Linked DNA regions of Homo sapiens: region 2 is linked to region 1. Evidence: read pairs that join two places in POLR2A ChIA-PET (ENCODE). Cell type or tissue: GM12878. All regions are shown on one strand.

Region 1 (4,000 bases):
CCTGTTAAAATAGGAAAGATAACTCAAAATCACATTCCTTCTCATGCTTCAAAATAGTTTCTAATAAAAACATTGATTTTTAATTTACCTGCATGCTGCCATCTCACTCTGGGGATGACACAGCTGGTGTGAGTTGACAAGTCTTGCTGCACAAAGTGTTAATAAATCATGCTGGAGAGGTATAAATTGGACAGCTTTCGGCCAGTGTTAGAGCTTGCTGTGCATTTGAGATTTTAGAGTCTGAATGGCCTCTATTAGGAGAGTTCGAAGGGAAATGTAGAAAATCTCTGTCTTGTGAGGCTTGTAAAATCAGATGGACAAAGACTATGGGCACACCTAAGGGAAAGTGTGTTGGTGGAGTGACGATGCAGGCTTCTCCTGAGGTCAGAAGTTGGTTTAAAATACAAGCTGAGCGCGGTGGCTCACGCCTGTAATCCCAACACTTTGGGAGGCCGAGGCGGGTGGATCACGAGGTCAGGAGATCGAGACCATCCTGGCTAACATGGTGAAACCCCGTCTCTACTAAAAACACAAAAAATTAGCAGGGCGTGGTGGCGGGCGCCTGAGGTCCCAGCTACTCGGCAGGCTGAGGCAGGAGAATGGCGCGAACCCGGGAGGCGGAGTTTGCAGTGAGCCGAGATTGTGCCACTACACTCCAGCCTGTTCGACAGAGCGAGACTCCGTCTCAAAAAAAAAAAAAAAAATACAAGGAGTTCTATTAATGTCAACATGTTCTTGTAGAAAAGGCTGGATTGGAAATGTATGGTGCCTGGCTGGGTTGGTAAACTAGTTTACTTAAGTAATCCCAGTAGTTTGCGTTCGGATTCTGTCTGGACAAGTTAGTTTCACAAAAGAGAAAAACTCTCATCCACTGTTATTAACCCTGGTCACTTATAAGCAAATTGGTATCTTTGGACTTAAAGATGACAAGGTGTCTCAGACCGTTGGCTGCTATAACAAAATATCTTAAACTGGGTATTTTATAAACAGTAGAAATGTATTGCCTACAGTTCTGGAAGTTGGGAAGTCCAAGATCAAGGTGCCAGCAGATTCAGTGTTTGCTGAGGGCTCAATCTCTGCTTCAATGATGGTACCTTTTTGCTGTGTCTTTATATAGTGGAAGGGGCACACAAGCTCCCTAGGGCCCCTTTTATAAACGCACTAATTCCTTTCTTGAGAGGTCTACCCTCACGATCTAGTCACCTCCCAAAGGCCCCATCTCTAATACTATCACATTGGGGATTAAGTTTCAACATGAATTTGGGGGGGACACCAACATTCAGACTGCAGCACAAGGTGTGAGAGAGGGAAATGATGGTGGAGCCCACATTGCTATACCTGTTTCTATGGCTGGTCAACAGTGCCATCTGTGAAAGCTGAAGGCAGTGTATTTCTGAGATTAGGTTAATATATCCTTTGTCCCCTTTTGAAGTTGCCATGTCTTCCTCCATTCTTCATTTTTAAATATCCACTGTAGTATTAGGACAGGACAAGGAAAAACAAACAGAGTAGGCTGGAGCTAATCTCTCCATTCTGAGTGATGTATTGGTAATTTTGTATAATTTAATCAGACTGATCACAGAACAAGATAATCAGAGTATGACCTACAGAATAGGGCTTTAGGGGGCGTTAAGGATTTCCAGCATAAGGTTTTACAAGAACATGAGCTTTGTGGCGAAGGCATAGATTTTAGGTTTTCTCTTATTGGAAAAAAATCCAGGCCAGGCCTAGTTATGGTAGGATGTGAGCTTTTTTTCATCAGATTTCATAACTATATTGGCTTAGTTAATGTACTCTTAGAACCACATTTTAAAGGTATAGATTGTAAATGATGGTGCCTGTTTCTGAGATACACTTTTCTGTCTCCTGCTTTGCCAGGTGTAGCTCAGTAATTCATTCCATCTAGGGCTAAGTGTACAACACTTTATAGTTCATGGTAGCTAAAATGTCTTCTATCATATTTTATAAGAGAATAATGTGTGAAGCACAGACCTTAGAAATAGCTAAGAGTACTTGATGGGCTGACATTTCTGGCTGCTTTCTCCCTTCTGTTTGGGAGTAAGTTTTTTGTATTTCTGTCCTCTCTCTGTAAGTTATTTTTTATGATATTGGAGAATAGTGTGTGACTAGGTGCTGAGGCAGGGGCCTCTCTGATGACTCCTGTCATTCCCCAGGGACCCACCTTGGGCTAGAATTGTTGTAGTTACAAAGTAGTTTCATAAATTAAAATCAGACTTTGGCTTGATACTAATCTTAAATGGCATGGGTACATGTTGCTGTTTATTTTTTAAAAGTTAGCTTCACTGCATGTACACACATGCGCGCGCACACACACACACACGCACACACACAGAGAGGCTGCACTGTAGCTAATTTTATAAAATGCACAGTGATACGCGCCCACGATCTGAGGTCAGAATGTGGCCTTTAGCAACTCTGCTTTCACAGTCTGACCTAGGGTTATACTAAATGCAGCAAATTCAGTGTGCCTAAAAAGGATATTGTTTCCGACTGTCCATTCCCTTCTTATAAAAAACAGCTTTTACTACTGAAGTTCTGTCTCTGGAGTTCTTAAGTGACCAGGGTTTAGATACACTTTGCTTCTGTTTTTAAGAAAATCCTAATTCAACCAAGTTTCTCTACCAGCAAGGAAGAAATGCATGGACCTTCTTGGAGGCCAGGGCCTGAAAAAGCAAACCCTAAAATAACCTGTCTCTCTATCTCTTTCTCTTTGGTCATTTCTACATGGGTCGGAAAAGTGGTTAGACCCCATTAGAATTGTGATGTGAAGGGAAAAAGAAAAGGGGTGAGAGAGAGATGTGGATCTCAGGGTGAAATGTTTTGAGTGTGCTGAAGAAGCTGGCCTTCAAAGGAGACTGAAGAAGGCCAGGAAAAAATGATCTTTTACATGATTGATCAGTAGCACTCTGCTTATCTGAGCTTTTGAAACAAGCTACTGTGCTTGTGGAGGGTGATAGATGTTTCTAAGGTTACATAGTGCTAGTATCTTAGGTGGTCTGGTGCTGTATTTTAAAAAGCTTTTGTTGTTGTTTTGTAATGAGAGGGAGAAAGTATCATCTGTGACTGTGCCCTCTTTAACTTTGTCTACTGTGTATGGCACAACTAAAGTAGAAACAGGATTCATGTGCTTTCAAAGTTCGTAGGGCAGCAGTCAAACGTACAAACTCTGGGGCCAGGCTGTTCAGAGCCCAGCTTTGCCACTGACTAGCTGTGTGACCTTGGGCAAATTGCTTATCTTCCCTGTCCTCCACTTTACTCATCTTTAAATAGTGGTAATAGTTTCTGTATCACAGAGCTATTAGAAGGAATAATTGAATACATATACAAATGTAAATATTATACATATACACAAAATCATGCCTAATTAGTGCCTGCTGCATAGAAAGGACTTAATAAATATTACTTATTATTAAGTATGTGAAAGGTGTTTCAGTTTGTTTAGATTGTGAATAGATTACAGGTATTTCTGACCTGGAACTTTTTGGTGGTTTCTATGGTTTTTTTTTCTCAATATATCTCATTAGTGTGGTGAGTAATAATAATATGATATGGTAAAATTCTTTTACAAGGCTATTATTGTAGGGCTTGACTAATACTTGTTTCATAGGCCAACAATATTATATTAGGCTTTTACTACAGGAATGAGTTTCTCTGTTTATATGATTTGACCTGAATTATATCTAAGTTGTGTAATAATCATATGCATTATAACCAGATTTTACTATAAAGTGAGGATACTAAATCCTCCTTTAGACACTTAGAGTGAGACTCAAATTAGAGAATAGGTATTCCATAAATATTTATTTATTCTTCTGTTCAACAGGCAGCCCACTGGTTAGAGTAACACAGACGAAATTTATATTAGGTGTTCCATATGTTACATAGGTAATAGTTTATTTACACAGAAAGAAGGAAAGGCAGGGTCTGCTGTTTCTAATCACAGAGAACCAAATCAAGAGAATACATGCAATGAATCTTA
Region 2 (4,000 bases), 100 kb after region 1:
CTATTAAGTTATTAGCAAATAAATTAATAAAAGGAAGTAATAGTTGAGAAAAAGAAAATCACTAAAAGTGAAGAAAACGGCATTAATCATGAAAATTAAGTTGAAAATGAAATATTCTTATTTGATCTTTTCAAAAAGTGAAATATGTAAAAATAAAGTGTTTTTGTTTTTCAGTTGTGACCTTATTTTCATGTAAGCTATTCCAGCTTCTCGAAGAATGTCTTCTCACCTTAAAGTACTTGAGGAAATGTTGAGGAGGTAGTTATAACTAATACAAAGATTTCCTTTATTCCTTATCTTTGAATAAACCCACCTTTCTTATTTGATATGTTTAAGAAGCATTAAAAAAAAAACACTTTTTTTGTCTTTTGGCAAGGCCTGTAATCTGTTATTATTAGCAAGCTCTAGTTTTTGTTCAAAGAAAACATTTCCGGTTTGTTCTCATTTCCTTTAGTTTCATTATATGAAACACAGACATGGAGATCCCATATGCAAGTTACCTGTATTCATTTTAATTCTCTAACATGCATATTCCACATATTCAAAAGATGTTTGAACTAAAGTCAGATTAATTATTGAGATAACTTTCATCTGTTGCCTGCCTTTTCTCGTGGCTTTTGGAAACATGGAAAACTATTTTCTCAACTAACTGCTTCCTGTACACTTCAAAATGTTAATGCCGTGTGTAACTCCTGGAGGGTTTCTCAAGGTCTAAGTGATTCAAAGGTCAGAGTTTTTAAAATACTGACACATCTGTGGCATTTCAGTTCTTAAAAAATAACATGATGTATCAACATGGAAAACCAGTATTGCAGTGGCTTAACAACTGGGTCTGAGTAGAGAAGAGGAAGACACTGTTACCAGGAGGGATAGAAAACCACCTGGTGAGGGGCCCAGGGGCTGAGGTCTGCTGGGGAGCAGGTAGTGGTTAGAGAAAGAACACGTTGGCTCCCACAGAACTGTTGTACCCCACGCTGGGACTTCCAGCTCTCTTTTTGCAACATATAGTTTCTCAGACATATATCTAAGTCAGATAGCTTGTTTTTAAAATTTCCTTAAAGTAACACAAAAGAAAATTAAAAATTACCCCAGATTCTTTCAGACATGTTTTATCCAGCTCTCGAAATCTGTAAACCCTGTTAGGTCACATAATATATGGCTGAATATATGATAATCGAGTACTTTTACTTGATTAATTCACCGAAGAATTTTTTTTTTAAGATTCACTATTTTAAAAAAATCTACTAAGGTAATTTGTCTCTGTGCAGATAGAAGTCAGACTGTCACTTTAGGATGATTTGCCAGAAACTCTTACATTTAATAGAATTTCATGCCACCCTGATCTATCTAGTCCCTTCTGAGTTCCAAGTAAAAACTCATTACAGTGCAGTCTTTCTTTATTTAATCTTTTTCTTTTCTATTTGTCATTCCCAAGTTTAGTCTTGAAAGTTACTGTCTCTTAGAAAAAAAATCTGTTTCTTCTCTATTGCTCCTTTAAAACTGTTGTGTCATTACCAAAGAAGGTCTTTTCCAAACTTTCTCTCACAGTCTGTACTCACCTTCTTTTCTGTTTTCTTTTGGTTTTGTTATTGCTGTCAAAATGAGAATCCCTGTAACGTTTGGTTTCAGTGGTGGCACTTGGGGAGGGTTGATTTTAAGTAGATGAGCCTTCTCTTCTGCATGAGACAAAACTCTCTGTTGGCCCTCAGGTGTTAAAGGTGGAAATACTGGTGTCACAATAGGCACTTAGCAAAATGTATCACTATTTAGAGCCATAATCCTTTATGGACTTTTATTATTTATTGTAAGTCTTTTCCTTTCTCAGCCCTGTGCTGCTGACCCCACATCCCATGCCTGGCCTGGAATTGTCCACTCACTATGACACCCCTGCCCCTTCATATCTTAGCCCTTAGATTTTCTACAGGAGAAAAATCAAAATATACTTTCCACAGCCATTTCACTTGTATCCAGAAAAGAAACTCAAGGAGATAAAAGTTTTATAAGATTGTATTTTCAAAACCCAGGGAAATTAACAGGGGGCTTGGGCTCTTTGATGTCCATACCATCAACTTCCAGATGCTGCTACTGAAGAGTTACTGAATATTTATGAATTATGTAAGTCTTCCAGCTAGCCTGTCTTTGACCCGGGCCAAAGGGAATATGTTGTGATAGATGATGATTTTGTTGAGTGAAAATAAGTGATGATTCCCTCCCCATTAGCTGTTAATTTCCACCTCCTCCTCTATCAACTTTTTACCAAAAATATTAACCAGAAATAAACCTCTTTTCTTGCTTTTTTCCACTTCCTTGGCTTACTTTCTGGATGGAGGGGCTTTTTCATAATAAAATGACTGAAGTCTAGGCAGCTGAGGATTCAGAAGCAAGGGCTATATGGTGTTCACAAACTGGCTCCTTTTCTGGAACAGTTGGTAACTGGCTGAAGTAACCAGTTGGAGGACAGTACAAACATGCTTCGGGGCACGTCGTAAAGTCCAGTGCATTTCATGGATTGTTTTACTCCCTGGGAAGATGCAGCCCGCTTCATCCTGTGTCCGGTACCTCCTGGAACTTGCCTCTCCGCTGCCCGCTGCCAACAGTGACAGTCACTGAGCAGCATGAACGAGGTGTCAGCCTCACCACCCCTTACTGAAGTGCTTTTTCCACCGCAAAGCTGGGTGTCACCTGAGAACGGATGTGCTTCTGTACTTTACGGTCACTGGCACAGGAGAAGAAAAAGAACTTACGGAATATGATTTCAGCATTCTGAAAATGAACTTTCATGGGACAAAGTTACACATGGAGTGTCTTCTGTTTTCTTAGTTCCTTGTGCAGAGAGTTAAGGATAACCAGTGTTATTGGAGATCTAATCCCATGAAGCAAGCTCTGCTCTATAGGGCATGCTGCAAGTTTAGTTTTTTCTCCTTCCTGAAGCATGAAGCTAATCTGGGTACCAGAAGGATTAATACACAGTTGTGTATGTAGCCATAGTGCCACCATGTGCTTTACAGCTTTGGCGAAATAGAAGCTTACAAACAGCTAACGACCTCTTTACCCTTCCTTCTTCATTTACAGTTAATAGCAGAGACAGGCTTGCTCTAGGAAGCTGTAGGTACAGCAGTGGCGAATGTTTAGAGTTGCAAATTGACCAGGCCCATGAGTGGTACAAGTTTTAGGAAATTGGGGCATATCTTAACTTCTATAGGGAAATAAAGACAAAAATTATTTTTACTTGCTCTATTTCTCAATAGAAAAGTCTTTCAGCTTCCTTCAGTACCTTTATACTGAAACGACTGGTCCCTACTCCCCTCCATCACCCCCTTCTCTATCTCTTCCTTTTCTCCATTTGTTGCAAGGATTCATGGGTCTCTATTGTCCATAAATTCCTTAGGTGTTAACGGACCAACGAAAGGCAGTGTAGCTGAGCGGGAAAGAGTGCAGATGGGGAAGCCATCATGCTCAACTCATGGGCATGGGCAACTACCTAACTTCTTTGTGCCTAAGTCTCCACATCTGTAAAATAGGGATAATGCAGTAGTCCCTCCTTATCCACACAGGGAATATGTTTCAAGACCCACAGTGGTTGGCAGGGCGTGGTGGCTCATGCCTGTAATCCCAGCACTTTGGGAGGCCGAGGCAGGTGGGTCACATGAGGTCAGAAAATCGAGACCAGCCTGGCCAACAAGGCAAAATCCCATCTCTACTAAGAATACAAAAATTAGTCGGGCGTGGTGGCACACGCCTGTAATCCCAGCTACTTGGGAGGCTGAGGCTGGAGAATTGCTTGAACCCAGGAGGCGGAGGTTGCAGTGAGCCAAGATTGCGCCATTGCACTCCAGCCTGGGCAACAAGAGCAAAACTCTGTCTCAAAAAAGAAAAAAAGACCCACAGTGGTTGCCGGAAACCTCAGATAGTACTGAACCCTATATACACAATGCTTTTTCCTATGCATACATATGGTAAAGTTTAATTTATAAATTAGGCATAGTAAGAGATTAACAAC

The links. ChIA-PET counts read pairs that join two places held together with the same protein. Peaks named below come from ENCODE experiments on the same cell type or tissue, not always from the same donor. Only the 100,000 strongest peaks of a DNase experiment are listed, where the experiment ranks them.
Region 2: POLR2A ChIA-PET joins it to region 1 with 9 read pairs; 4 of 35 experiments call an interaction of 5 or more read pairs at or near these places.

What each region holds. Positions count from the first base shown.
Region 1 is chr4:145,929,180-145,933,179 of GRCh38, reverse strand. The region is part of intron 1 of ZNF827 (zinc finger protein 827); the gene reads left to right. Among named protein-coding and RNA genes, the nearest start is that of ZNF827, 7.6 kb to the left of the region's middle. RefSeq lists an enhancer at 560-1,061. In GM12878, no CTCF peak of the experiment used is centred here; no DNase peak of the experiment used is centred here; H3K4me3 peaks cover 615 bases; H3K27ac peaks cover 1,566 bases.
Region 2 is chr4:145,826,629-145,830,628 of GRCh38, reverse strand. All of the region lies in intron 7 of ZNF827 (zinc finger protein 827), which reads left to right. Among named protein-coding and RNA genes, the nearest start is that of ZNF827, 110 kb to the left of the region's middle. In GM12878, no CTCF peak of the experiment used is centred here; DNase peaks (open chromatin) are centred at 760 and 1,630; H3K27ac peaks cover 2,742 bases.